Linked DNA regions of Mus musculus: regions 1, 2 and 4 are each linked to region 3. Evidence: chromatin loops called from intact Hi-C (ENCODE). Cell type or tissue: left cerebral cortex. All regions are shown on one strand. Each heading gives the region's core, and the rest is flanking DNA. Links, peaks and the distances in the headings are about the cores only.

Region 1 (7,898 bases), core at 1,249-6,248, 220 kb before region 3:
GGACTTCCTCCCAGCCTGGGAAAGTGGGAAGGAAAGAGAAGAAGTGGGGATACTTCACGGGGAGAGAGTTCAAGAGACACCATGAAAAAACACCTGGAGCCCAGAGAGCCAGATCAGTACTAAGGATCAGTATGCAAGGGTCACTGGGATTTTTGACTGGGAAGTAGCCAGATTAGCTACAGAGGATTAAAATAGAGTAATAGTTGTGCCCTTAACACTATTAAATAACCATAACAGTCCAGTCTCAATTATTTGAGAGCTAGCTGTGTTAAGAGGAAAACTGCAACAAACACATATTAAAAAGCCTCTATCACTCTCCATTTCAGAAAATAAGATGAAGATTGTAGAGACATACCTAATATCCTCCCTTGGCTTCCACATGTGTGCATATGGGCACACACCTGCACACTTGCGACACCCATGATTAAGTGTAGAATTACCATATGAACCACCAATTCTATTCCCAGACACCCTAGAGAATGGAAAGCCTGTTCTCTAAGGAAAACTTGGAAATTAGTGTTTATATAGGAGGAGCAGTGCCCAACAGAGGAAGCAGTCCCAGAGTTTCTGGACTAGTAAATGGATAAATAAAATTTAGCAGGCTAGTACAGTGGAAATCATTTGGCATAAAAGGAGCAAAGTACCCACATGTACCACAATGTGGATTTACTCTGAAGATGTTCAAGTCAGTGAAAAAAGTCAGTTGTAGAAGACTGTTAGATTGGAACCCCTGCTCACACCTGCACAATTTGGGACACTCCATCTTCGCCGCCCTCAGGGCCCCCTACACACACACACACTGAGAGGCAACCCACCCAAAAGTGTCTGCCCAGGGACTCAGTTTTTGGTTTTTGTTTTTTTGTTGTTGTTGTTGTTGTTTTCGAGACAGGGTTTCTCTGTGTAGCCCTGGCTGTCCTGGAACTCACTTTGTAGACCAGGCTGGCCTTGAACTCAGAAATCCGCCTGCCTCTGCCTCCGGAGTGCTGGGATTACAGGCGTACACCACCACACCCGGCTTTTTTTTTTTTTTTTGGTTTTTTAGACAGGGTTTCTCTGTGTAGCCCTGGCTGTCCTGGAACTCACTCTGTAGACCACCTGGCTTTCAGCTTTTGACCATGTACAGACATAATCCCAGCTCCTGGCTGACATGTAATCTCTCTATGCCTAAACTCTATAAAATCCCCTTGCTTTAGCCTGGATGTGCAACTCCACTGAGATCAATGAACGCACCCAGGAACTGCCTCCTAATGAGCCTCCTTTATCTACTTCTAATCTGGTCTAATCTGGCCTGTATCTGCATCACCAAAGGAGAGAAAAAAAAGCATATTATTATTTATTGTGTGATGCTCTTTGCTTGTTCAGGCTAGCCTCAGACTGCAAGCACAAATGTGTACCTCATCCCTGGTTCTGTATGCTATTATTTGTATGAAGTGTCCAAACCAAGCAACTTTATAAGAACAGAGAGTAGCTTAGTGGCCTCAGGTTCTGGGCAAAGGCAGAGATGAGGAGGTAGTGGGTACGCAGGGTCTGATTTGGGGGAATAAAATGTGTTAGTCTGGGGGAATAAAATGTGTTCAGATTTCTATTGTTGTTTAGACTGAGTCATACTGCCTTTGAATTAGAAACCTTCCTGCCTCTGTCTCCACATGCTGAGATTATAGATAAGTGTCACCCTGCTTGTGGGTTCTGGGTTCATTTTGAAAGTAATGAAATGAACTGGAGAGATGGCTCAGAGGATAAGAGTATTAGCTACTCTTCCAGAGGTTCTGAGTTCAATTCCCAGCAACCACATGGTAGCTTACAACCATTTGTGACGAGATCTGGTGCCTACTTCTGGTCTGCAGGCATACATACAAGCAGACTGTATACATAGTGAATAACTCTTTTTAAAAAGTGATGAAATGTTTTAAAATTATTTTTGGTTATGAATGAACAACTCTTCAAATATACTGAAAAGCATCGAATCAAATAACTCAAATTTGAATATTATAAACTATATGTATTGTATCACAATATTGTTTTAAAAATGAAAATATATGCTATCTTAACATCATGAAAAAACCTTTAACTCCTGTACAGAAAGACCGATCTACAGAAAACAAGAAAGGTAGCAGGATCTTTGGGAGGTAAGACTCAGGTTTCACTTTGCACGGTAAGTTTCTGATTTAATTGCAAAGAAGGAAATTTCTTTTCTTTTCTTTTTTCTTTTTTTTTCTTTCTCTTTTTTCTTTCTTTTTTTGTTTTTTGTTTTTTGGAAACAGGGTTTCTCTGTGTAGCCCTGGCTTTCTGGAACTCAGTCTGAAAGCCAGGCTGGCCTCGAACTCAGAGATCCATCTGCCTGTACCTTGCAAGTGCTGGGATTAAAGGCCTGAGCCACAACTACTCAGCTTTTTTTTTTTAATATTTATTTACTTATTATATGTAAGTACACTGTAGCTGTCTTCAGACATTCCAAAAGAGAGCAACAGATTTCGTTACAGATGGTTGTGAGCTGCCATGTGGTTGCTGGGATTTGAACTCAGGACCTTTGGAAGAGCAGTCGGCACTCTTAACCACTGAGCCATCTCACCAGCCCAACTTTCTTTATTTTTTCTTTTCTTTTATTTATTTTTTATTTTTTTAAATTTATTTATTTATTTATTTTTGTTTTTCGAGACAGGGTTTCTCTGTTCCTGGAACCCACTTTGTAGATCAGGCTGGCCTCGAACTCAGAAATCGGCCTGCCTCTGCCTCTAGAGTGCTGGGATTAAAGGCGTGCGCCACCACGCCTGGCAGTTTTTTGTTTCTTTGTTTCTTTGTTTTTTGAGACAGGGTTTCTCTATATAGTCGTGATTGTGCTGGAACTAATCAATTTCCTTAGAGTGGAAACAGTTATCTACAGATACAGTTTTCTTGGGTTTACAGTCACTTTCTTTTGTTTGGTTCTGAAAGCTTTGTCAGTTTGGAGGGCATAACAAACAACTTGCAAATCTGATCCTTATCATAATAACAATTTGTTTAGTTCCTGATTCACAGTGAGGCCAGGCATTTTTGGACTGACTAAGCAGGCCTGCTCTGGGTTCTCCAGTACGTGTGTGGGAAGCGGGTGTTGAATGATGGATCTAGCTTCACTGGCAGGCTGGCAATTGGCAAACTCCTCGCTGGGGTTCCTGGTTGCTTAGGCTCCTGCAGGCTTGCTCAGGCCTCCTCTCACAGTCTGCAGCAAGATGGGGCTCAACACCAGAGCATTGTTTCTTTTCTCATAGTATTTAAAAAAAAAAAGGCCTTTTTTTTTTTTTTTTTTTTTGGTTTTTGGTTTTTGGTCTTTTTGAGACAGGGTTTCTCTGTTTAGCCCTGGCTTTCCGGAACTCACTCTGTAGACCAGGCTGGCCTCGAGCTCAGAAATCCCCCGCCTCTGCCTTCCAAGTGCTGGAATTAAAGGCGTGCGCCACCACTGCCCGGCGTCTTCATTTTTTTATGCCCGTTTGGATTGTTCCCTTACATAGACATAAGGGCACATGCATTTTTCACAGCGCTGAGCAAAGCAGATGTCTCTATCTACTGTACTCATGGTGGGAGTAGCCGCTGGAGGGAGGCATGGGTAGCGTACCTAACTTCACCATGAGCGGGGATCCTGGTGGGATTGTGGAGGGTAGTGTGAGAATCCTTTAGTCTAGGGGATCCCCTAGGCCTAGTAGAGGGAAGACGAGAAAAGGTTCAGGAAAACAGGTCTTGCTCTGTCAAGGCTTTTGGGGAATAAATAAAGGCAGACTCATTTTCCTCTGACTCTGAAAAACTCGGTCTGGGAGTGGTCCGAAGACCTCGTGATTGAAGACTAGCATTGCCTCACTTCCATTCCTCACCACGCCTCTTCCCCCTGCACAGCAGACCCCCTCCCACCGCTTTTGACCAGTTTTAGCCTTGCCTTTCCACCTAACAGCTCCACCTACAGTCGGCCCTTGCCTCCATCTTCCTCCTCGCCCGGTCCCACATCCGCTCCACCGCAAACTACCAGCCCCGCCCACAGATCGCCTGACCCTCAGCGCGGCCCTCGCCCCAACCACTTTGTCTCTCTTCCCCCTTACACGTCAGCCCCGCCCTAGCTACACTCTCCCTATTTCCATCTACTCTGTTGTCCCGCCCCATATCAGCCCCGCCCATTAAATACTAGCCCCGCCCACAGCCGCGTTTTCAGGGCTTCCTTCCGTTCGATGCTTCAGATCGCCCTTCAAGCCCCTTGGCCCCACCCTTCCATGCAGCTCCGGTCCTCGACCGGCCTTCCGGACAGCGCGAGGGGGCGGAGCCGGGGGCGGGGCCGGCCTCACCCGGAATGAAAACAAACGGCGGCCTTTGCCGCATCCGGGCACTCGGCAGGTCGCAGCTGGCTCGGCAGTGGCGCAGGTGAGACGGCTGCGGCAGCGACCGGGCCTTGGGCCTGGGCCTGGTAGCGCGGCCGGGGCGGCCGTGGGCTCGGTGGGCAGGAGCGGCCAGGCGGACGCGGCGAGGCGGGCTGGGGCGGAAGCGGGAGGGGGTCGCGGCGGGGCGGAGGGGAAGGGATGGACACCAGCCAGCAGCTTGAGTTTGGATGAGCTGACTGCCGGGGCTGACAGCGGAACGCGGGGTGTGAGAACGCAAGCTTTCTGGACCCACACTTGTCCTCGCCTCCTTCCCTTGCTTTTAAATAGGAGGCCCTAATGGCATGTCATTTCCCCGAGAGGGAACGTGTTGAATGTGCGTAAGGTTGTATGCAATCTCGATTGATCTACAAGTGAAAGTGGTATTTTCAACATTGATGCCTAAGGTTTCACTTTCGGTTCAGAGCGCTGATCTTGATGATTTACGTGTTTTCTGCGTTGGAACGCCCAGCAACACACATGAAACAGTTCTCCAATTAAAATTGAAAACTGGGCTGTTAGATTTTCTTCCTTTTGACCTAACACATGTCATTCTGGTACCTGTAACTGGATTTTCATAGGTTTGAATACAGTGGTTTAATTTAATTAATTAATTTTTTTGAGATGGTGACTCACTATGTAGCTCTGGTTGTCCTGGAATTCGCTAAAGGCGAGCAAAACTATAATCAAGCCGGTGGTTTAATTTTGTTCAACATTAAATCTTTATGTTAATCTGGGCATGGCATACCTTTAGCCCCAGCATTTAGGAGGCAGAGATGATCAGGTGATCTCTGTGAGTTCAAGTCCAGCCTGGTCTACATAGTAAGTTCCAGGACAGAGCTGAGTAGTGAGACTCTGTCATGGTTTTAAAAAAAACAAAACAAAAACAAAAAAACTTAGTCGGGCGTGGTGGCGCACGCCTTTAATCCCAGCACTTGGAAGGCAGAGGCGGGGGATTTCCGAGTTCGAGGCCAGCCTGGTCTACAAAGTGAGTTCCAGGACAGCCAGGGCTATACAGAGAAACCCTGTCTCAAAAAACCTAAATAAATAAATAAATAAATATTACGTGATGCAGACCTAGCAACAGTGTGGAGCACAGATGAAGGGTTGTGATAGCCTTGGCTTCTTTTATCAGACAGTGGACTGGGTACAGTCTGAAAGGCTGTTTTCAACCTTCTGAATAGCTGGGTACTAGTAAATTATCCCTGCCACCTCCTTAGGAGATGGCAGTAATCTTTTTCTCAGTTTCTAAACTGGGCGTGCTGGCACACGCCTTTAATCCCAGCACTCCGGAGGCAGAGGCAGATGGATTTCCGAGTTCAAGGCCAGCCTGGTCTACAGAATGAGTTCCAGGACAGCCAGGGCTACACAGAGAAACCCTGTCTCGAAAAATTAAAAAAAAAATTTTTTTTCTATAGATTTGAGTCCTGTGTCTGGAGGTTTAATAGACTTGTATTTGTAAGGCTCCTAAGTGCCTTGTGGTGAGCTTGTGAGTAAAAACACACAGCATGTTCATTCTCTCTCTCTCTCCCTCCCTCTGTCTCTCTCTTTCCCTCTCGCCCTGTCTGACATGCATACACACAATGTTTACTCCATGGGCTATCCTGATGACCTGTTTCTCGATCTCAGATCTGAGCACCCTTTTGAAAGCATGGTTATGGAATAATGCTTAAGTCACCACAGTTGGCTTGAAGATCAGGTGGATTCTGTTTAGAAGGCTGAAACTTAAGTTATTAATTCACATATTTTCCATTCTCTGGAATTCATGTTCACCAATGAGGAGTGAGCAGCTTCCTATTTGGTTTGATTTGGCAAGCCTTGAAACACTTGACTACCAGCTGCCCCAGGCTCTCAGTGGCCTCCCCCACCCTGTGGAAGCTATGTCACACCTCCTGTGTAAGAAAGGGGAAGTGCTGAGGACAAGAAGCACAGGATTGTGAGACAAGCTAGAGTCCATGTCGTAGGCAGTTGTCTCATGCCAGTTCTGGCCTGGGCTCATTTTGTGGTTTTATAAACCTGGGCCTGGGGTTTTCCAGCAGCAAAGTGATTTAGCCTCAACATCAATCTAGTGAGATGTGCTATTGTGCTCTCAGAAGTACCAGCGAAAACAAAACCAAGAAACAAGTTATAAAGACAAACAAATCTCAAACTAAACAAAGCAACAAAGACTGAAATGGTGCAGTGCTGTAAATTCTTTCATTTTATTTATTTATTTTTTTAATTAATTATTTTTTTCCGAGACAGTGTTTCTCTGTGTAGACCTGGCTGTCCTGGAACTCACTCTGTAGACCAGGCTGGCCTTCAACTCAGAAATCCGCCTGCCTCTGCCTCCCGAGTGCTGGGATTAAAGGCATGCATCACCACATAAATTCTTTTATTGATTGCCTGACTGATTTTTGACAGGCTGGCCTGGACCTCAGAGATCTACCTGTCTGCCCTCCAACAGCTTGGGGTAGAGGTGTGCATCACCACACCTCGCTAACTGTCCTTCAGAGTTGAACTGTATGAGCATTTAGTACTGATAGGTCAGAGTTCAGATGTGCTCCTCTTGTGCTGAATCATAGGCTTTGAGTTAAAGTGGCCAAGTGTGAGAGAATTTACAAAGTACAGATTGGGTTACTAAAGGGTTTGTCTTGTCTTTCTTATGTGTATGGGTATTCTGCCTGTATGTATGTATGTATGTGTATATGTGTGTTTGTGTGTGTGTGTGTGTGTGTGTGTGTGTGTGTGTGTGTGCGTGCGTGTATGTATGTAGACCAGAAGAGGGCCTTGGATGCCTCTGGAACTGAAGTTACAGATGATTGTGAATTGCCATGGGGGTATTTGGTACCAAACTGACTTCTTTCTGGCAGTATAGCCAGTGCTCTAACCATTGAGATGTCTGGCCAGCCTCTTTCCTTGTCTTTCTGAGAATAACAGGGTAAGAAGTGGAGAGGTGAGGCTGGGCTGCGTAGAACAGGACCCAGCACTCATAGTGCAGAATGCCCTGGTTTGCTCCCTTCTAACACAAACAGGACAGCATGCTATTCCTTGCTACATATTAGCAGTTGGAAGTGGGCATGGTACACTGGGGCTGGTTATAGGTGCTTTTAGTCCCAGTACTCAAGCGAGCAAAGGAACACAGATCTCTGTTCTAGGCCAGCCTGGTCTACAGAGCGAGTTCCAACACAGCCATGGCTGTACAGAGAAACCCTGTCCTAAAAAACAGACACAAAGGAACAATAAAAATCTACTGCCTTGCATATAATTGGATATAATAGCTCAGGTTAAGCTGACTGAGGTGCGGAGGGGAACACTAACTACTTAGTGGATTAGTAATGTGTAAAGCATTTTAAAATGTGATGTGGCTTTTATTGATTTACAGTTTTACTTTCAAGGATGGCGCAGAAGAAATATCTTCAAGCAAAACTGACTCAGTTTCTAAGGGAAGACAGAATTCAACTTTGGAAACCTCCATATACTAAAGAAAATAAGGAAGTTGGTTTGGCCGTAAAGGTATTTTGCAGTGTCAAAGCCTACTTAGTA
Region 2 (7,898 bases), core at 1,066-6,065, 78 kb after region 3:
GGCTGTCACTGGCACTTTATTTGGGGTGTGCTGCTAACACATACCCAGACTGATTAGATAGACACCACCCAGTCTGATTAAATGGCATTCCTCAGCTCTTTAACTGCCTGTCAACTCTCCAGCTGGCTCTGAAAGCCTCCATCGACAGCCCTGTGCCCTTTCCCCTTAATTAAGGGCACCGGGGGCATTCTCCTTCCATATGTGGGCAACCTTTCCCCTAATGCACAGGCACCCTGATAAGGGCTGGACAAGCCTTTGTGGAGAATTTGCTGGAAGAAGGCTTTGCGGTACACTTGCTCACTGGTGTTGGGGTCCGTCAGGGCAGACCCAGCTGCTCTTTTACTTGGGGGTTCTGACTGGAAACTGATTGAACAGCTAAACTTTAACTCTTCTCCCTTGCCCTGCTTCCTTTCCCCTGCATGTGTGTGTGCTGATGTGCATGTGTGTCCCTGCATGCGCAGACGGACCCATGGAGGCCGGAGGTCAGCCTTGGGTTGTGTTCCTCAGGGGCCGTCCACCTTATCTTTCCAGACAGCATTGCTCCAGAGCTTGCTGTTTTGGCTAAACTGGTCTGGCCAGTAAGCACTAGGAATTCTCCTGTTTCTGCTTTCCCATAAGTGTGTAGCAACACGCTCTCCCAGCTCTTTAAACTGGGGATGGGGATTGAACTTGAGTCCTCACACTTGCACAGTTAGCAGCCTCCTAACTGAGCCCGTTCCCTAGCTGGAGTCAGTCTTTATGACTCGAGTTACATTTGCTCACCTGAACTCAATCTGATGTTAGATCGTTCCTGTTTGTTTCACTTCTGGAAACTACAAGATGCACTTCTCTGAACTACAGACTGACCCAGGGCTCTGATGGCTGCTTGACCCTGCTGTCCCTTACAGCACCTGTGGGCCAGCTGCTTAGAACCTGTGGACTGGGAAGCTTGCAGGCCCTTGGTGATTGGGGTTGGTCCTTGCCCGATGGTGCCTGTGAGTTGCACATCTTCCTTCCTGGGAACTGTCCTGGGCTCCTTTTCTCTAAGGACCTTTTCTATGATGTCCCCTGTACTGTAGAGCCTGCATGAGCTTGGGTGTGTGCCTGGCTTACTGACTCACACTTAGGTGCTAGGGTCTTGAAGGAGACAGTGTGACAGAGGGTTGCATGGGACTGCAAAGCAGAGCAGCTTGGACATCGGCTTTCCACACCAGACTGTAGGGGGTGTTATGTCCATCTGTGCCCCAGAACCTTCAGTTGGGCTGTCTGAGGTCAGGTACTTAAGTATGCAGTGAGTCCTGTGGGCTGTGGTGTCTCTGGCTGGCAGGAGTGCAGCACCCCTGGCTTAGATCCACCAGGGGGCGCTGAGCGAGGCTGTGTGGGGATGTGGTGCCCACCATTAGCAGAGACCTAATGCCCTCACTGCAAGGAAGTGAGCTGGCTGCTCTGTGCCCAGTCCCAGGCTGAGAGGACAGGGACAACAGCTGCTTCATCACATCTGGAGGGAGGCTGGTGTCACAGGGGACACAGCTCAGATATTCTGTGACACATGACTGAATGTACAAAAGGGGTCTCCAAATGGCAAAATATTACGCAGCCTTTCAAGGGTGTGTGGAAGGTATGAGAGCATGGGGGAGCCTCCAAAAGCATGGGAGAAACCCAGCACAGCTCAGGAAGACCTGACACAGCACAGATATGTACTGTGGCCCACAAGGACCTAAGGGCATCGGACAGAAGAGATGGAGAGAAACACACGGCTCAATTTCATTCTGTGAGGGCCCCAGAATGATCAGATTCATAGAGACAGTAGACTGAGGGGTGCCAGAGATGGGAAGGATCATTGTGTGATAAAGGCAGTTTGGGAAGATGAATTCTGAGAGTGGAAGAGGGATGGGGGGTGGGGGGCGAGCTGGCATCATAATGAGCATGTGCTTAATTCTCTCAAGCTGTGCAGCTCCAGATGATGAAAAAAAAGTTTTATCTGTTGGTCACAAAAAGGAAGTTAGAGGAGAAGGGAGAGGGAAGGGGGGAAGGACAGGAGGGGAAAGAAGAGGAAGAAAGAGAATGAAGAAGAAAAGGAGGAGAAGAGAGGAGAGAAGAGGGAGAAGAGGATAAAGGTGGGGGATACAGAGAGGAAGGAAAAGGAAGAGGAGGAGGAAGGAGAGAAAGGAGAGAGGAAGAGGAGGAGGAGGAGGAAGAGATGGGGGATGGGAGAAGCGGAGGGTGTCTCCCCACTGGTTCCTGGCAGTGGGCTTTCCCACAAAGGCCCAAATCCAAGCCCCCCAGCCCCTCCTGGCTGTCCCTGGCTTATGGGCAGAGGTCCTCGTCTTAACATGCAAGTCACCACATTCCAAGCATAGCTCTACATATTCACAAATGTCCACTACCACTTCAGCCCCATGGCAGAGCCAGGGGCTCTGAGAAGCCCCACACACATCTCCCATCACCTTAAAAACAAACAAACAAACAAACAAACAAACAAAACAGCTCCCAAGAACAAGGAAGGCTACAGTGCACCCACTGTGTGCAGACAGCTGTTCAGGGGGACACAGACTCATTCCACCACAGGAAATGCCATCAACAAGTCTCAGATACGACAGGCAGACAGCCACAATTCGGACTCCGTAGGGACAGGTCCCAATTCTTTCCTGCACAACCCCTTCCAGAACAATCTTCAAGCATTTTGAAATGTTTTTGAACTTTCATGATTCGGACAACGTGATCGAATGCATCGAGAGCCATTGCTATCCCAGGGAGGAGCTGGTCCTAGAGTGGTGAGGTCTGTCTTCCCACAGTACTTCCTCCCCAGGAGGATGGGTGGTCCTTCAAGTACCTGAAGGTTCTCCTTCCCCAGGCTCACTCCTGGGGAACACTTGTGTCACAGCGTTCCCAAGCAATTCAGTACTTCAGATGCTGTCGCTAGGAGCTCTCACGCTGTCTGTTCTGCAAACGACAGCAGCCCTACCTTCCAAAAAACACAACCCACAGAAGAAGTAAGACTGAAAAGCTGAACAGGCCAGGTGGAGGGTGCCCGTCAGCAAGACTAGAACTCAGGAGATGGATGTGAGGGTAGGGCTAGCCTGGGGTACATGAAGAGGCTGTCTGGAACATACAACCCGCCTTGGGTAAACTGTGCTTTACTATTGAATGCTTTAGTTCAGAACAAAGGACAGCTGAGGCCTCTACATGGGGAAGAGCCAGGCCACAGCAGTTCTGAGGACACTCTAGTGTGTCCCCTCCATCCTGTTCTTTCTACTCTTGAGTGGGTGCGCGCATACAGAGACCCAGCCGCTGCATCAGCGCATAACTGGATGGGAAGGGTCCTGCCTGCTCTCATTTTCCTTCATTTTTCTATATTAGGGGCAAGATGATCTATTTTTAGTGTGTAGCTGGTGTAAGTCAGGGGTTGCTATAGCAACGGCAAGTGGCTACAAACCCAGTGCCGCTCCGGTTCCCAGTCACAGAGAAATCCTGACAGAAATGCAGCCCTGGAGGATGGAGCGGCCCTGTTCTTGGGGGTTCCTGGCTCCTGTCCTCATGGCGTGCAGTGCCATGGGCAGGCTGAGGCTGAGTGTGCTAGGAAGCAGAGACTATACAAACTAGGAACCGTGAGAAGAGCTGACTGGGAATGGGTGCCAAGCTCAATCACAGGTGAGGAGAGAGTCCTACATTTGTGCAGCTCTTAGACAATAGGCAGAGGCAGGCTGGCATGCACTGCCTGGGCCCAGGGTAGCAGGCAGGGGATTGGAATGGGCTGTCAGTGTTGGTTTGTTGAGTCAGGGTCTCCTGTAGGCTCAAACTCACTCTGTAGCCAAGGATACCTTGAAGTCTTGATCTCGCTATTTTGTCTCTCGAGTGCTGGGATTACAGGCATGAGCAATCATAATTATATAGTGCTGGGAATGGAATCCAAGTCTTTGTGCACACTTTTTATCTACCTACTGATCTACATCCCCACCCTAGGCTGCCTACCTTTTAAGGCTGCCTCTGTGTGCACCTACCACCAGGGGCCCCAGACTGAGCCCAGCAGATGAGAAGGAACCTGGAGACTGAGCGTGCCATCCTCAAAGGCTGGGTGTATGATCTGTGTCCTATGTAGACTGTGGCCTGCCGAGCTCCCTGAGACAACGCTGCACTCAAAGTGTAAAAAAAAAAAAAAAAAAGAAGCCAGGACAATTAATGTCTAGGTTTACAGGCAGTGGGAAATGTGTTTTAAAATGTAGTTTTCTAATGACTCGGGGTAGTGAGGTCAGGGGATGAGCTTCCTCTGGAAAGACAGTGTATTACAGTCCCCCAGAGGAGGGGGTGTGTCACAGCCATGGGGGGGGGAGCGGCATGACAAGGAATGCCAGGCTGCTCAGGAGGCAGAGGAGAAAGGAGAGATCAGGCAGAAGCTTGGCTCTTGTTTCCAGGGAGAAGAAAGGTAACGCAGGTGGGGCAGACAAAGACTGGCTTCTGTGGATGTTTCCATGGGCCTCAGGGGTCTCGGGGACTGGCTCTATCCCCAGCATCACAAAAACTAAACAAAAGATCTAAAATGACCCTCAGTATTAGCAGCAACACCCATCGCTCCCCTGTTGTCTTTACCTTTCTTTAACTTCCAAGAGTTTTCGTCCCCACGGCACAGGGAGGCTCCTTCCTAGAAAGCCCATTGGAGGGGAGTGGACCCTGCTTCAGGGAGGGAGACTGCAGAGGAAGGGGTCTGAGGCCCCCAAGGCTAGATTCCTCAGGCCCTCACACAGCCCAGGCTGTGGGTAGCTCCCCAGGATGAAGCTGCTTCTCTTTCTCTAAATGTCACCATCTGTCCTGTCCTGAAAAATCAAGGTCAGGGCTGCCTCTTGCTGGTGGAATATTTTCATGTCCTCCTCCACCAAGCTTTCAGCCACAGAGCATCCTGTCTGAGTGTGAGAGATGAGGGTGCAGGGTCATTTTCTCCCATCTTAGGGTTGCTTTCTCCACTGCTAGTCTACATTCTAAAGAACTCCTACTGCCCTGTTCCTCTGCTCTCTCTCTCTGTCTCTCTGTCTCTCTCTCTCTGTCTCTCTGTCTCTCTCCCTCCCTCTTCCTCTCTCCCTCTCTCTCTCTCCCTCCCTCTCCCTCCCTCCCTCTCCTTCTCTCCCTCTCTCCCCCTCCCTCTCCCTCCTTCCTTCTCTCTCTCTCTCTCTCTCTCTCTCTCTCTCTCTCTCTCTCTCGCTCTCTCACTCTCTCGTGGTTTGAATAGGAATGGTCCCCATAGGCTCACATATTTGAATGCTTGTTCATCATGGAATGGCAGTCCCTAGAAGGATTAGGAGGTGTGGCCTTATCGGGAAAGTATGGCCTTTCTGAAGGAAGTATGTCATTTGGGGGTGGGCTTTGAGATTTCAGAAGCCCAAGCTAGGCCCAAGAGTTCTCTCTCCCTGTTGCCTGTGAATCCAGACTTAGAAGTCTTAGCTACTTCTCCAGCATCATGTCTGCCTGTGTACCGCCATGCTCCCTGACATGATAATGGGTTAAATTTCTGAAACTGTAAGCAAGACCCAATTCAACACTTTTTTTTTGGTAAGAGTTTCCTTGGTCAAAGTGTCTTTTCATAGCAACAGATACTAAGACACCATCTGTCTGTCCACCCACCCAGCCCCCAATCTGTGGTGGTTTGAATAAAATGGCCCCCATTGGCTCATATATTTGAATGCCTGGTTCTTAGTTGGTAGAATTGTTTGGGAATAATTAGGAGGTGTGTAAGCCAGTCCCCATTAAATACTTTATTTTACAACTGCCTTGGTCATGATGTCTCTTCACAACAAAGGAAAATAAATGAAAACACCATATATCATCTATCTTCTATCTCCATGCAGCTGTCTGTCTGTCTGTCTGTCTGCTATCTACACATATCTATCTGTACATTTCACTATTGTACTGGTTAGTTCTTGTTTTTGTCAACTTGACACAAGCTAGAGTCATTTGGGAAGATGAATTGAGAAAAATGTCTCCATCATATTGGCTTGTGGACAAGTCTGTAGGGCATTTTTTTGATTAATGACCAAAGTGGGAAGGCCCAGCCCACTATGGGCGGTGTCATTCCCTGGGCAGGTGGTCCTCAGTAGTATAAGAAAGCAGACTGAGAAAGGTATGAAGAGCAAGCCATTATGCAGCGTTCTTCCATGGCCTCTGCCTCAGTCCCCTGCTCAAGGTTCCTGCCCTGAGTCCCCTCAATAGTGGGCTGTGGTTAGGACATGTAAGTCAAATAAACCCTTTCCTACCCAAAGTTGCTTTTGGTCATAGTGCTTATCACAGCAATAGAAACCATATTAGGACAACTATCAATGTCTATCATACCATAAAAATCTATCCATCCATCCATCCATCCATCCTGTCTGTCTATCTATCATCTATAATTTATTCATCTGTATATCTATCATCTTCTTACTGGTTTACACAATAAAGAGCTGGGCAACAGAAACACATCTGGGGGAGCTTGTGCGTGTTTGTATTATTCTGAAGCATCTGAGAATTTCTCAAAGACCCATGGTGGACCTCCCCATCACCGAGATTGCTTCCACGGGCCTCTCTCACAGAAGCAGGAAGAAGAACACTTCACTCCAGCCCATGGGAGTCAAGGGCTGTTTCTAGATGGTCTGCTATTTGATGAGTGGGGGGCATCACAGCCTTATGGAGAGAGAGATGGGATGTGGATCAAAAGACCAAGTATCGCAGCATGTGGTGTCAACATGTGTGACCTGAGCCCATCTGAGACAGGAATGAATTGGATAATGAGACCCTATCTGAAAGCAGTCAATAAAAAGGCCAAGGCTGTATTGGGTGGTCTTTGGCCAAAGCTGTGTTGGGTGGTCTCTGGCCAAGGCTGTGTTGGGTGGTCTCTGGCCCCCAATGGCAGTAATGCAGTACTAGGTTTTGCCTCTGACCTGGAATTTTTGTGACTGCTGGATAAGACCCTAAAATGTATGCTGGCTGTTGGGCCTCTGACCCCTTCCACCCTTGAGGCTAGGAATGGGCGGGCACCTGCTTCCTACAGAAAGTGTCTCCACCCTGCTGAAGTCTCTGCATCAAATCCTGGAAGAGAGATTCCCCACTTCTTGGTAGCCTACCTCCTGGACAGCCCTGTCACCTTTCTTTTGGGACTGTATAACTGGTCATCTCTCTGGGGACTAATATCATCCTGAGTTACCTGAGTCTGTGTTCCAAACCATGATGTCTGGTGTTTGCACTCAGAATAAACTATTATCTTATTTACTAGCTGCTATTTTCTATTTCACATTGACAGAAAGAAGTAGATGTTATGAGGATTATTTTGGGAAAGCTGACTTAGTGCTCTTTCTGGCTTAGGAAATCAGCCTTTGATGGTTTGGGTTATCTCTTCCTGTTCATAATGGGGCCCCTCAAGTACCTCAAGCCCTAAGTCACCAAAGCTCCCCTGAGAACTCGCCTGGGGCCCCTCACCTGCTTCCTGCTACAGCAAGACTCCCAGCCCTGGGCCCTGAGCCCATCTACTCACCACTTATAACCACATTCCCCTGAGAAGCTGCCTCCCCCATGGCTAAGGCGGCACCCAGCCCTTGCCTAAGCAGCTTAGGGAAATCAGCAGTGCCCACAAGGCTTGGAGCCAAGGATACAGGGTGGTGCAAGAAATCATCCGGGCCTCAGAGAACACTCAGTGTTGATTTGTTCTTTAGCATATCCAGAGCTCTCAATGTTTTCTCTTCTCCATTCCCGCAGCACAGATAACTACAGGATGGACCTTGCTTGCTCTCTGCAGGAGCTGAGCTCTTGTGTTTTCCAAAGCACTGAGTGGTCATCTTAGATACATGGCTCTCTGTTGGTTTATCTCTCTCTCCAGGTTTATCTCAAAGGTTGTAGTAAAAGGATCAGGGATGGACTGTGGCCCAAGCCAGGTGTTAACCCAAGTTCTGGACCATGGA
Region 3 (7,898 bases), core at 1,665-6,664:
GAGCGAGTCATGGGGAGCAAGCCAGTAAGTGGCATCATTCCATGGCCTCTGCCTCAGCTCCCGCATCCAGGCTCCTGCCCTGACTTTCCTTCATGATGAACTACAAGCTGTGGGGTGAGAGATCCTTTCTCCCTAAGTTGCTTTTGGTCATGGGGTTTGTTACAGAGGCAGGAAGCAAACTACAACACCACGCTGGAGCAGCAAACGTAACCATGTGAGCTATCACGCACCAGCTCCTTCCTTATTTCTGATCACCCTGGACTCAGTTAGCCCGGCTTCCCACAGTAAGACTGTGTGAGTGAGGTCTGGAATCTGCCCATGGAGAACCGTGAGGGCGGGAGGGAACCCAGGGTGCTGGTGTTGGGACAGATGACGAAGGTGAGGAGAAACCAATCAGCAAGGGCAGATGGGGAACACCACTGCCGCAAGTCACCTTAACCCTGAACCTCTCTACAGGTCTAGACTGTGGGGACAACAGGCTGGGAGCCAGGAATGGACCTCAAGCCTACGAGAGCATCCAAGCTGGTGAATAGTAGGGGTTCTGGCAGGCTGAACTGCGGGGCATGCAACTGCAGGGGGATGATCTTTATAGCAGTCGAGAGTATGTCCAGGTTCACACCTGGCCAAGAAATAAATTCAAGGCAATTAGGATAGATAAACACAAACAGGAAAATGATGTGACAGGCCCCAGAGCTTAAACCCATAAAGCGATGGCCCTGGAGATGTTCTGGTCTCACGGCTTTGCGCTCATCAGACCACTGAATTCTCAGGGCATATAAAGCAAGTATGGACATTTAAGGTGGCCGCTGGGGTTAGAGGGAGACACCAGCAGAGCAGAACAGGGGGACGAGGGACAGGCACACAGTCGGGCAGCTTCAGAGAAAAGATGAGATGCGGGGTGCACCTTGTAGCTGTGGCAAGATGGGCAGGATGCAGAAAGGGTGGGTGATTGACAGGCCGAGCACCAAGAGGAGCAGGCTTGCTGTGCTGCGTCTGGGAGCCAAGGCCGCCCCATTTCACAAATCCGTTTTCTTGGATTCCAGCCCTACTACTATGTTTGGCCTTGGGCTGTTGTCTTGCAAGGGGGGGGGGGGCCAAACTGGGTGGCTAATGCAAAGCCTGAGATGATGGATGCACGCTCTTGCTGCATCTGAAGACCCATGACCTGGAGCCTCACTCTTTAAAGGGAAGCCTGTGAAACAACAGAGAGAAGGCACACCAGGGCTGGGCAGCAGAAAGCACTGGGGGCTCAGAAAGGCACTGAGAAGATGGAAGCCTAGCTGATGCAGCCAGGAGAGCAGTGACTGGGGAAGCTCCCAAATCATAGCTCAGGGTAACACTGGCCCCGACCCTGCTGTGCCAGGCCCCCTCCCTCACCTCTCATAGCTCAGGGTAACACTGGCCCTGACCCTGCTGTGCCAGGCCCCCTCCCTCACCTCTCATAGCTCAGGGTTACACTGGCCCCGACCCTGCTGTGCCAGCCCCCCTCCCTCACCTCTCATAGCTCAGGGTTACACTGGCCCCGACCCTGCTGTGCCAGCCCCCCTCCCTCACCTCTCATAGCTCAGGGTAACACTGGCCCTGACCCTGCTGTGCCAGGCCCCCTCCCTCACCTCTCATAGCTCAGGGTAACACTGGCCCCGACCCTGCTGTGCCAGCCCCCCTCCCTCACCTCTCATAGCTCAGGGTTACACTGGCCCCGACCCTGCTGTGCCAGCCCCCCTCCCTCACCTCTCATAGCTCAGGGTAACACTGGCCCCGACCCTGCTGTGCCAGGCCCCCTCCCTCACCTCTCATAGCTCAGGGTAACACTGGCCCTGACCCTGCTGTGCCAGGCCCCCTCCCTCACCTCTCATAGCTCAGGGTTACACTGGCCCCGACCCTGCTGTGCCAGCCTTCCTCCCTCCCCTCTTCTTTCCTCCAGCTTTACTAATACCTTTGAACCTTCCGATGACTGGAACAGAGTTGAAATTTATCAGAAAATAGAAAAACAGCTTTGGCACAGCACTACCAGTCATCATGTACGTCTCTGAATAACAAATGTTCATCTCTAGGTCATGCCTCCAGATGTGTAATTGAAGATACTAACTGGGTAAGAAGGAAGGTTACCCAAGGGTAAACGGGGCATACTCAGTCCGGACCTACTCTGTGGAGGGCTAGCACCAGCTCCCGGGATGCGTCAAGGTGTGATATCTCACTGTTGCAACTTCTTTCTCCCCTTCAAACAAGTAGCTTTTCTGAATTTCAGATGAATGAACAACTTAAAGTTCCAGGGGAACAAAGCGCTGTTCTGGATGATTCCGCCAGCACCACTCCCTCTTCCAGTTCAGCTTCACAGTAAATGTTTAATATTCTGCCTTCTTAGAACTCTAGAAACATTTGACAGGGTTATTTGTGAGGTTCAGCTTAAAAGTAATGCCAGTAACACAGATAAAAATAGTTGGGTGAAAGGGGGCGCTCCTTTTCAACATTTTTTATTTTTAACATGCTTGCTCTCACACTGCACGTTCGCAGGCTATCCAGGGGTGAAGAGTGGGCACACAGCGAACTTTGAGAAATGCACATAATATGAATCTCAAGGAAAGAGAAAAGCCACGAAATCTATACTAAGCGGAATCCCCATGTTAAGATTCACCAATAAAAGCCTTTTAGAGTCTGGATTTTGGCTAATGGCACTTAATGAAAGTCACATTTACAAAGCACTGACTACGGGTTCTCACTGAACGCCACGGTGCAGGTGATCTCACGGAACCCTCAAAGCAGAGAACTCACGCCACTTGTCTGGGGGCCTGCCAGCCAAGTAAGAGATGGCTGCGGATGTGAGTCTGGGTTCTCCCACATAAAGCTCCACTCTGGGAGGTCTCACTTCAGTCTCTACAGGTTTAGACATCCCATAACACAAACCGGGCAGCCCGAAGCCACTACCTGCTGTGCAATATAGGAACACCGAGGGACTAGGAGGTGCATCCAAATGAAGACACAGACTTATCTTTTGACAGGACAAACCACAAACAAAGCTCAGGAAAATTCTGAAGTGCACCATTTGTTAATAAGGAAGACATTTCTATAGATGCGTTATCTTTAGGCCAACACATCTGAAGTGCTACAGCGAAGCTACAACAGGCCTAATGCTATCAGGGTAGCACTCCCCAGCTGGCTGAGCATGCTTACTTAAGTAATTGCCTGAACATCAATGAACAGGGGTATTAAAGTAAAGTTGGCACAAGGGACAGCACCCACACAGCGCATTCTTTGTTCCAGGCCCTTCATTTTTTTTGTCAGTACTCTTGGAAAAAGGAACAGCTTCCAAATAAATCATGGAAGTACAGGAGGCTGCATAAGGCCTTTTATCGTCTTCAAATGGTCATGCATCTATATAAAGTTCGTTTTCGACTTCCCCGTTTAAATGTTAGCAGCCTCAAAATAAGATCCGGGCTATTTACCTGTAAGCAGATATTATTTAAAAATAGGGCAGGAGAGGAGACAGAATGGTCAAGTGTGAGGGGGTCGCTTGGTCTCAAACCAGTTCAGTGAGCCACTTCGGGTTTGCCGATTTAACTTTACCCATTTGAGGGGGAGGAGGGAAGGGAGACACACCCTACTGGAGGTATTTCCACAAATACAGATAAGGGAACCGGTTTGTTATTTGAAGGCATGGGCTGTCCATATGATTCCAGGGTATCCTCGGGGCGCGCGGTGACATGCACAATTAGGGCTGCATGACACCTGACTCTCGCTCGAGTTCGGGTGCGGAGGACAAAAGGGCCGTCCCTTGGAGCGCGCGGGCGGCCGCTCCCGGGATCGGGACTGCGTCCCCCAGAACCCGGCTGCGTCCCTTGGAGCAGAGCTGCATTTCCCGGAGCCAGACTGCTTCCCTGAGAACCGGACTGCATCCCCGGAGCGAGGCTGTGTCCCCGGGAACCAGGCTCCATCCCCAGAACCAGGCTGCAACCCCAGAACAGGGCTGCATCCCCAGGAACCCGGCTGCTTCCCCGAGGCCGGGTGCTTTCCTCAGAGCGGGACTGCGTCCCCGGGAACCGGGCTGCATCCCGGGAGCCCGGTGTTTCCCCGGAGTGGGCTGCAGTCCCGATGCCCGCCGCCGGCAGCGCAGGGCGCGGGTCGCGCACTCACCTTCCTCCTGGAACTCCAGCTTCTCCAGCATGCCGGCTTCCGCGGGTCCCGGGGCCGCCGCCAGCACCGCCTGAGGGGGAGGAGGAGGAGGACACCGATCAGCATGGGCCGCGGCGCTCGGGCTTCTCGCATCGGGAGGAGGGGCCTGCAGTGGCGGGGGGCGCGCGCGGCGGCGGCGGGAGCGCGCGGCAGGCCAGGGTGGAGCGCGTCCCCGCCCAGGCCGGGCAGCCGCAGGTGGGCCGCGATGGCACGCTCTGCTCCCCCCTGCGCCTTTGGTACGGCCCGCGAGCAAGCAAGCGTGGGAAGGGGGAGCGGCGGCCCCAGTGCTTCGCCGTCCGCGTGCGCCAGCGGACACGCGCGTCCTCGCGCAGGTGTGGGTCCATGGGCACCCTCGGCGGGTGCGCGCCTCCCTCTTGGGGCCCCGCACCGGCGGCGAACCGCTCCCTTAAAAGGAGAGGCCGCCTTCGGGGCCGCGCTTCGCCCGCGCTTTCGTGCACTCGCCACTCCCCCCCCCCCCCCCCCCCCGCGGCGGATCTCTTAACTGGCTTCCTCCGTTCTCAGCTAGCTCTTTCCTCACCGCCGCAGCTTGCTGCCAGAAGTTCACACAATTTAAATCTGGCCCCGGGCACGCCCGTCACCCTGGACTTGGGTATCTGAGACTTCCCTATCACCAACTCCGGTTGGCAGGCCGCAAGGCTGGCAGCCGTCTGCTGCCGGGAAGGGCCCGGAGGCTGCCTGCCGATGGCCAGCACCTGCCTGGCTACCGGCCTGGGAGGGAACTTGTCAATTTTACAAGCCCAGAAGCAGGAAGTAGAAACCTCTTTAGTAGCCTTAGCTGCTGGGTCAATTCCTAAATCTAAAGTGTCCAAAAAAGTTTTGTTAAGATGTTTTGTGATAAAAAAAAATGCAGTTTGTCATGCTTTGTAGTGAAAAAAAAAAAAAAACCTGAACAGTTCTAAGTTTAGGAGCACAGTTTCAGAGCTCTGTCTTACCCAACCAAGAGCCAGGGATAAAAGGCAGATTGGAAAAGAGGGTTTGAGGTTGGGGGAAGAATGTGGGTGGGGGATGAGGGAGGAGTAGGAGGAGGGGAGGGTGGAGTATGGTCAAAGTACATTGTATGTTGGGGGGTGGTTCAGTGGTTAGGAGCACTTGCTGCACCCACATGGCATCACACAGCTGTCTGGAACTCCAGTTCCAGGGATCTGATGCCCCCTCTGGCTTTCACAGGTACTGCGTGCAGATGGTATACATATATACATACAGGCAAACACATAAAATACAAAAATTCTTTAAAAAACATATTGTATGCATGTATAAAGTTCTCAAAGAAGAATAAATTAAAATATTAAAACACTACTTGGGAAGAAAGAAACGAAACCATCCAAATTGTAGGCTATTCATGTATAAAATCCCAAAGATTGGAAACAAACAAAACTCCTACAATCAGGAAGATCAGCAAGATCATAGGATCAAGACACTGCATCTGATATAATAAAAACAAATGTGTGGAAGCTGGTATCAAAATGCTGTTTACCATCTCGGCAAGGAAAGGTAATATATTAAACACAGGAAGCTACATAAAGAGTTTATATCTAAAAACTGCACAGTTCGTGAGGTGGATGCAGAGGTAATCAAGGGGGAGGGGTGCCCCACATTCAGGGGTTGGAAGATCTAGCATAATGTCAGTTAGCCACCAAGGTCATCGCTGGGTTTCTTTCAATTCCTGTCAAAATCCCAGGAATTCTGTTTCGTAGACACAGATAAGCTGATTTTAAAGCGCACACTGGAAGGCGCAAGCTTTGAAATATCTAGACTGAAGTGGGAGGGGTCCCAGTTCATACTGTTAAAGCCTGCAGTGAGGACTGGAGAGAGGGCTCAGTGGCTGAGGACCCAGCACTCTCCTGCACCCACATCCCTGGAGTTTATCTGCCTGCAACCCCAGGCTCGGGGCCTTCTGGCCTCTGCGGCTCAAATCCATAGAGAGAGACATAATACACACAAATTACCAAACAATAAAAGCAGGCTGGGTGTGGTGGAGCATGCCTTTCATCCCAGCACTGGGGAGGCAGGAGCAGGCGGATCTTTGTGAGTACAAGAACAGTCTGGTCTACAGAGCTAGCTCCAGGACAGCCAGGGTTACCCCAATTAAACCCTGTTTCAACAGCCCCACCTGCAAAAGAAGACAAGATGACTCTCTCTCAAAAAACCCAACCAACCAAAGCAAATCTTTTTTTTTTTTTTAAGCTTACAGTATAGTTGCAGTAATCAGTGTTGTGTTTATCGGAGAAACAGATATAATTGCCAACAGCACACCAGGAATGCATCCAAGCAAATACGTGAACCTAAGCTTTGATAACTGCAAGAAGGTGCACTCCTAACTACCAGTGGGCGCTGGTTATCAACCATCAGAGCAAACAAAAGAGGACAACCCAAACTATCCCAATGTTATTCAACAATTATCTCAAACTGGGTCATGGTCTCAAAATGTGAACCTTTTAGGAAAACAATTGAGAAGATCTTTGGGACCTAGGATTAAGCAAAGAGGCTCAGATGGAAAACATTCTCCATAAGAGGGAAAATTTGATAAATTAAACCTACAAAGTGGGAGAAAATATTTGCAAACCACATAGTCAACAAATGACTAGTGTCTTGAATATAAAAGGATGCTGAAAACCCAGAAAAGCTGGTCGGGACGCAGACAGAAGGAATGGAGAGACAATTCACCAGGATTGGGTGGGACAGAGCTGGCAATAAGTACACAGAAGAGGGGCATACAAATCCACTGCACGTGCTGTCAAAACACACCCATTAGAATGAAGTAAACACTGAAATAGGGTCCAGTGCTGGTGAGGATGGAACGAAACAGAACCCGTCTGCACTGCTGGTGGGGATGAAAAACAGAGAGGGATGGAGACACAGCTTGGCAGTTAAGAATGCTTGCAGCCCATCTGCAGAAGACCTGAGTTCTCAAGTCAGGCAGCTCACAGCTGCCTGTAATTCTGGCTCCAGGGGATCTGACACCTCTGGCCTCTGAGGGCATCTGCATGCATGTGCACAGATCACAGAAAGACCTGCACACATGTGCACCTAATTAAAAATAAATTTGAAAAAATCCAGAATAAAAGAGTGCTCAGAAAACCACCTTGCCGGTTTCCTCTGAAGCTGCACAGTTACACATCGGGTGTTTTCCTGAGTATTTACCCCAGGGCAACAACGGACACACCAAAAGCTATACAAGGATGATGTTCACAGCAGCTGCTTTTCTAGAGCCTCAACTGGGAATTACAGATACCATTCGATGGCTGACTGGTTAAAATACAGCAAACCATCTATGCATGGCACATCATGCTAAAACTTTAAAAGGTCCACCAATCATTTGTACAAAAACTTGGGCAAACCGGGCATGGTAATGCACATCTTTGATCTTAGCAGTTAGGAGGCAAAGGTAGGTGGATCTCTACCAGTTCTAGACCAGCCTGGTCTACATAATGAGGTCCATGCCAGCCAGAGTTACACGGTGAGACCTTGTCTCAAATAAAATTTGGACAAGTTTCTTAGGAATTGTACTAAGTGAAATTAAAGCCATTTCTAAGGGTCATACATTGATTTCATGTTTCTAAGATGACACACTCATAGAAATGACAATTGGGATTAATAAATGTATTTATTGGGAAAAACAGCTCACCCTGTAGTGCAGTGGTTTTCCGTGTATTGAGAGTCCGGCAACCAAGTTTACATCTTTTCACCATGCCAAAGGGAGACTGCAC
Region 4 (7,898 bases), core at 1,538-6,537, 170 kb after region 3:
GGAGCTGCTGGCTCTTCCTCTGGGGTGCTGAGCTGAGGTGAGCTGGGCCTGACAGGATTAAAAACCCAAGTTAGGAGGGAAAATCGGCTATGTCTGACATTCTCCAGGAGCCGTTCTGTCTCTGTCTTAAGTCACCTCCTCCAGCTCTTGTCTTCAGTTTCCCAATCCATGAGTCCATGGGCTCTTGGGACCCCCCCACAAAGCATCCACCTGAGGCTGTCTCCTTGACGTCCCTTGCTCCCTCTTGCTCCTGTCCTGGGGTCCTCTCCTGAGGCTTGGTTCACTCTCTAAAGATTACTCCTTTGCTTCCAATGTGCGGATGGGCCAGTCTGACGTCCAAGTGCTTCAGTGCCTGGGCCTGGCCAGTCACATCCCAGGCCTAGGCACTGCTTAGCCTTGTTCTCACACAATACACTTCATGCCTCTGTAGTAGAGAGCCAAGCAGTCACTCCTCTGGCTGACTCCTGGCAGGGAGCCTATCAGGAAGGGGGAGCTGAGAGCCAGCCCCCATGTACCTTTTGGGGTACACAATCCCCCTAACATTTGCCATTGCTGAGTGGGCTGTGTGAACAAAGGTTCCCAGAAGGAAGCCATACCTTCCACTGAACCTTCTGCCAGGCCAATGAACTGATTAGTCCTTTGGTGCTGATAGAAACTTGAAACACTGAAGGTGGGGAGCCAAATTACAACTTATCTTTGGTGATCTTCAGCTGCCTCGGCAGCCATTCCTTGTCCACCCCCATGTCTGAGCTAATGTCCTTGTGATTAGTAGGCAAAAGTCCTTGGAACGCACTCACTTTTCAGACCAAGGCTGAGAGCGTTATCAGGCGGCATCTGAGGCCTATAGCAGAGCTTCCCCGGGCTCGCCACAACTGCCTACCTGATATCCCCACCGATGCATTGGAAAAACACCTTGTTCTGACCTTCCTTGCTCTGTTACTATAAAGACTTCATCAAACAGTCACAACATGGGACATGGAATTTGGGGCATCCTGAATCTGTGTTCTCAGGCCATGCTGATTCATATTTGGCTCTAGAATAAACTCCCTCTTATCGCCTTGGAGGCGAGAGCTGTGTTTCTATCCTGACAGCTGGGACCCCAGGAACCCCATTCCTGCCACTTCCCTCCACTCCGCTGCCTATCAGTCTCTAGAATACGAGGTGGTCACACAGTCCCTGTTGGACTCTGGGACCTGTGTAGAAACCGTGAGTGCTGCAAGGCTCAGGAGGTAATGACCCTGAGGAGGTGAAGGGACATGGAGAGGACACAGTGAAGGGCCTAGAGAATGAGGCAAGACAGAGGCCGGAAGCCATGCCAGTCCATAGCCATTCTAGGCACTTCTGACAACCATGGGAGACCTTGGCTGAAGACTTGCCTTAACTCTTTAATTCAAATTCCTTCCTGGGGAGGAAAACGTGTCCATAGGGCACCCTTTACTGAAACATGGGGATCAAATGTGCTCTTTTATTGAAACTGGCCAGCAGAGGCAACATTCCCTAGGGAGAGAAGAAGAGAGCATCAGGCAAATGTGAATTTGTTCTAGGCTCTATCTCAGAATAGCCCAAGTTGGCGGTGATCCACCCTGTAGGAAGTGGGAAAGCACAGCTCAAGAGAAGCCACCAGCCTTCCCGGATAAACGGGCTGAGGCTCACACCAAGCAGAGGGATCCTGAGCCTGGGCTTGAATCCGATGGGCAGCCTCTAAAGTCCTGCTCTTCTCCTCACCTCCATTGCCACAGGTCCAGGGAAAGGCGCTCCTTCAGCCGCCATTGTCCCGCCTCACCCAAAACTGGGTGCCAGGGAGAATGTAGAGGCCAGACAGTGGTAGGGTAAATCCATTCCAGCCACTGAGGTTATCTTGTGTGGGGGGCAGGACAGGGTCACGTGGGAGGGACAGGTGGGTGTGTTCTGCATGTGTACACATGTGTTATGCATGTGTGTGTTGAGACCAGAGGCCAACTTCAAGTGTAGCTCCTCAGGAGCTGTCTGCCTTGCTCTAGAGACAGGATCTCCCACTGGGCTCCATGGTTCATTGACTAGGCTAGGCTGGCAAGCACTTTATCCACTGAGCCATCTTCCCAACTCCAAGTCACCGAGTTTAATTCTGTCCAGGGTCAGGGAGATTCAGGAAGAGGCTGAAGACCAGTTTTCCCCTCTTGGAAGCAAAATCTGTCAGTACAGAGAAGAAACCCTCAGCGAGCAGCCACACCATGGTCAGAGACTCTCCACCAGCAGTGTGCTCAGTATCTTGCCTTCTCAGTGTCTGAGGAAAGTCAACTGAAGGGGGGCACTTGTATCCTCACCACTGAGACAACTGGCATGGAAGGTTTCATTTACAGGCTGAGGGGTGGAAATACGGAAAACCAAACAAACCCAGAGCTGGGGAGACGGAGACTGTAGCTCATGCCAGAAGGATTTCAGTCAGGTTACTGTAATTAAGCCAGGCCTCTTCCAGTGGCAGTCAGGAACACAGCCTTCCAAAACTGAAGCAAGTGATGGTGCTGCCGAAGGGCGCCTGCGCTCTGGGTTTTCTTTCCGCCGCCCTTGGGCGTGTAGGCTGGCATACAGGCAGCTTCTGCTTTTGCTAAACTACTTCCTCTTCTAGAACCTGCTCGCCTACCCTCCTCCCTCATTATTCCGTCCTCTGCTCCAACACCGGCTGTGACACCCTCTGCAGTGCTGCACGTGGGGCGGGGATCTGTTTCGGGGCCGTCCTCACCTTCCTTCTGCCTTGGATGCCTGGTTTCTCTCCAGAGGCGACTGCCCGGAACATCTCCACATTCCCAGCTCAGCAAAACCTGCTGGCTTTTGGATTTTTCCTCATTATTTAACCTTTAACCCTTGATGCCCAAGGGAGGTCATCCCTGACTACTAGAGAAGACTGATGGGCCAGAAGGGCCATGGTAGATGCTTCTAGAAACAAAAGCACAGGATGTTTTCTGCATCCATAGATCCCTCTGAATCTCATGTAACAAATATCTCAATCTTCTGTTCTCTTCCACATGTACAAACCTTCCACCTATTGCCTCCAAACACAGACTGTACACCTCCCTACCTGAGTGGGTTAGTAAGAGGGGAGCCAGGTCCTCCTGCTCATCCAGGGGCGGGGCAGCGGTAGGATAGCCCAGTGAGCCCTGAGCAGAGCTGAAGGAGGAGGGCTCCAAGGAAGACTCTTAGCTCCACTCCACCCCACTCCACCCCACTCCACAGTCTACCCCAGATTCCAGAAGACTGCCTGCTCTGGACCATGCTGCTCATGAACACAGCTTTATCAGTGAGCAGATGGATACATGGGTACGGGGCAACAGCCTACCCAAACTGACACTGTTAGCATGTGTGAGACGGTAGGAATAGAGAATCCCTAGACTGTGGCCTTTACATGAGCAGATGTATTTGTTATCCGGAAGACAACATTCCTAGGGTATGCCTCCAGATTATTAACCACAGCAAGGGAAGCTTAGGTCCTGAGAAGCAACCAGATACCCAGGCCACACAGGAACATATAGCTACATTATGAATGCTTTAGTCCCGTTGGACTCCTGGGAGGACTGGGAGAGAAATGGTTGGAGCTGTTGCCCCCTGCCTGGGGCTTGGAGGAACTGCACAGACCATGACCTCTCCCTCTTCAGTCTCCAGTCTATTTCAGAGCAGTGAAGAAACAGAGGGAGAATAGCACAGACTCCACTGGGCCAGCACTCCAGCACTGGCAAAACTTTAACAACCTTCCACAACATGGAATTCCAAGAGCTCTCTCTGTAAATCTGGATCTCTCTCTCTCTCTTGCTCTCTCTCTCTCTCTCTCTCCTTCTCCCTCTCTCCCTCTCTCTCTCTTGCTCTCTCTCTCTCTCTCTCTCTCTCTCTCTCTCTCTCTCTCTCTCTGCCTTTCCCTGACAAAGATGTTGGGGATACCTTTTAAAAACAAGTGGTGATCATGACCACCAAGGGCTGGATTGCCACATGGTACCCTTAGGCATGGCCTTCGGAAGAAGGAGGGCAGGCACACTGCTGGGTGAGTGTAAGGAGGGCAGGCGCACTGCTGTGTGAGTGTAAGGAGGGCAGGCACACTGCTGGGTGAGTGTAAGGAGGGCAGGCGCACTGCTGTGTGAGTGTAAGGAGGGCAGGCACACTGCTGGGTGAGTGTAAGGAGGGCAGGCACACTGCTGGGTGAGTGTAAGGAGGGCAGGCACATTGCTGGGTGAGTGTAAGGAGGGCAGGCACACTGCTGGGTGAGTGTAAGGAGGGCAGGCACACTGCTGGGTGAGTGTAAGGAGGGCAGGCACACTGCTGGGTGAGTGTAAGGAGGGCAGGCACATTGCTGGGTGAGTGTAAGGAGGGCAGGCACATTGCTGGGTGAGTGTAAGGAGGGCAGGCACACTGCTGGGTGAGTGTAAGGAGGGCAGGCACACTGCTGGGTGAGTGTAAGGAGGGCAGGCACATTGCTGGGTGAGTGTAAGGGGGGCAGGCACATTGCTGGGTGAGTGTAAGGAGGGCAGGCACATTGCTGGGTGAGTGTAAGGAGGGCAGGCACACTGCTGGGTGAGTGTAAGGAGGGCAGGCACACTGCTGGGTGAGTGTAAGGAGGGCAGGCACACTGCTGGGTGAGTGTAAGGAGGGCAGGCACACTGCTGGGTGAGTGTAAGGGGGGCAGGCACACTGCTGGGTGAGTGTAAGGAGGGCAGGCACACTGCTGGGTGAGTGTAAGGGGGGCAGGCACACTGCTGGGTGAGTGTAAGGAGGGCAGGCACACTGCTGGGTGAGTGTAAGGAGGGCACACTGCTGCGTGAGTGTATCAGGAGCCTGGAGAAAGGAAGTGACATCATCAGAGTTCAGCAGGCTTCAGGAGGAGCCGGCAGATGACAGCTTCAGAGGAATGCTTTGCACAGCTCAGCTGTTTAACGTGGCTCTAGCAGGGCCACACGGTGGCTGGGCCACACACTTGGTTAACCCTGTAAGCCTCTCATTCTCTGTTTAGTCACCTGTTGGACGTGGTCCACTTTAACCTGCTAGCGTCCACTGCTCTTCATTGCTCAGCAGACGGTGCCTCACACCAGGGCCTCTCACCCCAGCTCTGGCTCTTCTATCAGACCGCACTGCTTCCTTCCAGTGTCCACAGTAGAACCTAAGCCTCTTGCTTCGTAGGTGAGGAAGCTGGGACCTCCATGCTAGGCTTCCCCACCCCCACCTCCGCAAGAGACCCTTGGATGACTAGCCAAGAACTCAAAGACAAACCCTAACCCACTCTTGTTCTGCATGGCCAATGTCACTGTCCCTGTTAGCTCCTATCTAACAGAGAGCAAAGCTGACCCTTAACTGGGCTTAAAACCGTCAAGTATTTAAATTTTGTATTTAGAGTCTGAGTCATACTATAGCATGCATGTATATCTTTTTATATGGCCTCCCTACAAATACATGCATAAATACACATGTGCACACATGCGCATGTGAATACAAATATTTGTACATATACACATATGACCCTCCAATCCCTCGAAACACATTATATTTTAGGGCTTGAGGAAATGAATTTATCAAGGTCTCTGACCCCATCATGGCTGCATGTGTCTCTTTGCTGAAGGCTCCCTGAGCATCTCTGGGCAACCCTTCTGCTGTGTCATAAGCACGTGGAGACAGATTCTCGGTGCCTAGAGACAAGAGCTACGTAACAACCCTGCCAAAAAGCCAGGCAATGGGAATCTAGCTACCAAGGAACACGGACTAACAGTCAGAGTCTGAGGAGTACCAGGCATCCTGAAGACCACGTATAGCCAGGGCCCTGGGGCCCTCTGACGGTGCCTCAGTTACAGAGCCAAATAAGGACAATTCAGGACTTCCGGCCCCAAGGTCAGAACTCAGGGTACGGACAGCCTAGAATCAGGATGCCCAGCTCACGGGCCATACTGGGGATTCTCATGGCACTGCCTAAGGGCAATGGGCAGCAAGAGCAGTCTCAAGCCAGGGTCATGCTCAAGGTCACAGCAAGAGAAGACTAACAGAGGACGGGGACAGCCTCACATGATTGTAGGTGCTACTGTTCATATATGCGCGGGGGACACTGGTCTAGTGGCCCCCACTCACCACCCACGTGGGTCCATACAGCCTGAGTAAGCAGATGGCTCAGCCCCCAGCACCAGCACGCTCTCACGCAGAGTCGCAGGAGGCAGACAGTTGCATGCGACTGCACCATAAGGAAAAAGTGGGTGGGCAGGACAGGGAGGGAAGCTTGTAGGCAGAAACCAGCATGATGGGAACAGACCCAGAACCACGCCCACATCTCCACCGTATGGATCCCATGGAGATGGCCTGTTTGCTTGCTTAAATAGAAGTTACCTTGTGCCAGTGACAGTTACTACCATCATCTCCACTACCAAAAGAATGCTCCAATACGGAAAGATGACAATGCCCAAGGGAAGAAAATCGTCAGGGATGGGAGAAAACACAACAACAACAACAACACACACACACAGGCCCTCTGCTCTTGCCAGATTTGGAACACACGTGACTCTTGGTGTATCTCCAGTAAATGAAGAAAGATTATTTATATTTTATTTATATTTTTTTGAAGCCTGGTCTCATGTAGCTTAGGCTGGCCTTGAACTCACTATGTAGCTGAGAATAACTTAGACGTTCCAATCCTCCTGCCTCCACCTCGCACTCGCTGAGCTGACAGGCACACACTACCAGGTCAGTTTCTGCAGTTCTGGGGACAACTTTGTGCATGCCAGCTAGGTAGGCAACAACTCAGCTGTCGTGCAAGAAAGATGATTTTCTTTCTGAAGTCCTAATTTGTTCTCCTTTGCTTCTGGCTCCCCTCTCTGTATGGCGCCATTTCCTTAGTTCAGAGAAACCAGGAGCCTATCAAGAGTCACCCAGCTAGTGATGGGCAGCAGGAGAGAGGTTGGATCCACAAAGCCTCTATCCCTAATCAACCCAAGGCCTATAATCCCAAGGAAGCCAGAGCAGGTATGCCAGGCACATCCATTCAAGCACAACATTTCTTGTGGGATTGGCAGCGCCTGAGAAGATATTTTTGCCTTCTTTATCTCCCCCAAGTAGGATGTAGAGAGAAGCAAGAAGAAATATCACTGGGGGTGGGGGGTGGGGAGGGAGACCAACATAGATTTAAGAGGCAACCCACTGGGTTCAAACTTCAGCCCGGCCCTCACCAGCTGTGTCCCTTGGGCAATGACTCATCCCTTCCGAGCCTCCATTTCCATGATTATAGAATTGGGCAACAAGCAGAATCAGGTCAGGCTGTGATTGGCTAAGTGACAGAACACTTGAAAGAGGCTGGCATGATGCCAAGTGCCGAATGGTGTCCAGCAAAGACTAGTGTGGAAGTCTCTTTCAAAGATGACCCTGGCCCAAGATGCAGTCCTGCTGAGCACACCACAGTGTCCCAGGGTTGGCTGCCGCAACTACACTAAGCCCTAGAACTGGGTCAGAAGGCAGGTTTTTCCACCTGGTGAAATTTGGCTCTTAGGAGACGAAGTAAAGGGAGGACAGGGGCAGTGGTGGAGAGACAACAGAGAAAGAAAGAAGACAGCAAAGGGGAAGGTAGGTGGTAGCAAAGGCTCTGATGGATTGTAGCCCCAAGGCTTAGTACAGAAGGATGCATTCCCAGGGCTCCCACAGCAAACTGAGACAGCAAACAGCAACACCGGAGGGGAAACACTCTAAGCCCCATACCTATTCACAGGGAGCCAAGGATGGATCACTCCCATAAAACATGCCCACTGAAGATCTGAGTGTTCTTAGGGAGCAGGAGATACAAATACCCTTGAGCAAGGGGCCTTTCTTAGCAGAGCATGTAGTGAACAAACGCAGTCCATGTGGAAGATGACAGGATAGATCAGAGCTGGAAAATGTCATTGTTTTTCACTGGGTGACATTCAGGACCT

Evidence for each region. Hi-C counts contacts between places; a loop is a spot of excess contacts. Peaks named below come from ENCODE experiments on the same cell type or tissue, not always from the same donor. Only the 100,000 strongest peaks of a DNase experiment are listed, where the experiment ranks them.
Region 1: it touches region 3 in a loop (5-fold over the local background); 8 of 42 quality-filtered maps call a loop at or near these places.
Region 2: a loop joins it to region 3, with 2.9 times the contacts of the local background. A loop is called at or near these places in 14 of 42 quality-filtered maps.
Region 4: it touches region 3 in a loop (2.3-fold over the local background); 3 of 42 quality-filtered maps call a loop at or near these places.

Annotation. Positions count from the first base shown.
Region 1 is chr5:24,681,643-24,689,540 of GRCm38, forward strand. Nub1 (negative regulator of ubiquitin-like proteins 1) reads left to right here and starts at 4,173. Exons shown (of 15, transcript NM_016736.3): 1 at 4,173-4,380; 2 at 7,738-7,868. The coding sequence starts at 7,752. In left cerebral cortex, for the core only: a CTCF peak has its summit at 3,924; DNase peaks (open chromatin) are centred at 3,117, 3,543, 4,144 and 4,576; H3K4me3 peaks cover 2,087 bases; H3K27ac peaks cover 2,286 bases.
Region 2 is chr5:24,982,407-24,990,304 of GRCm38, forward strand. All of the region lies in intron 3 of Prkag2 (protein kinase, AMP-activated, gamma 2 non-catalytic subunit), which reads right to left. 1500035N22Rik (RIKEN cDNA 1500035N22 gene) reads left to right here and starts at 3,436. Exons shown (of 2, transcript NR_166410.1): 1 at 3,436-3,630. In left cerebral cortex, for the core only: CTCF peaks have their summits at 1,338 (motif pointing right) and 3,999; DNase peaks (open chromatin) are centred at 1,337, 2,981, 3,418, 3,901 and 3 more places; H3K4me3 peaks cover 1,240 bases; H3K27ac peaks cover 3,974 bases.
Region 3 is chr5:24,904,192-24,912,089 of GRCm38, forward strand. It overlaps Prkag2 (protein kinase, AMP-activated, gamma 2 non-catalytic subunit), which reads right to left. Exons shown (of 16, transcript NM_145401.2): 5 at 4,132-4,201. Prkag2os1 (protein kinase, AMP-activated, gamma 2 non-catalytic subunit, opposite strand 1) reads left to right here. Exons shown (of 7, transcript NR_040684.1): 3 at 166-294; 4 at 457-525; 5 at 1,925-2,092; 6 at 2,249-2,337; 7 at 2,515-2,658. Among named protein-coding and RNA genes, the nearest start is that of Prkag2os1, 5.6 kb to the left of the region's middle. In left cerebral cortex, for the core only: CTCF peaks have their summits at 4,115 and 5,368; DNase peaks (open chromatin) are centred at 2,437, 3,082, 3,837, 4,436 and 1 more place; H3K4me3 peaks cover 2,782 bases; H3K27ac peaks cover 2,036 bases.
Region 4 is chr5:25,079,163-25,087,060 of GRCm38, forward strand. The region is part of intron 1 of Prkag2 (protein kinase, AMP-activated, gamma 2 non-catalytic subunit); the gene reads right to left. Among named protein-coding and RNA genes, the nearest start is that of Gm42232, 17 kb to the right of the region's middle. In left cerebral cortex, for the core only: a CTCF peak has its summit at 3,583; DNase peaks (open chromatin) are centred at 1,574, 2,605, 3,562 and 6,223; H3K27ac peaks cover 3,657 bases.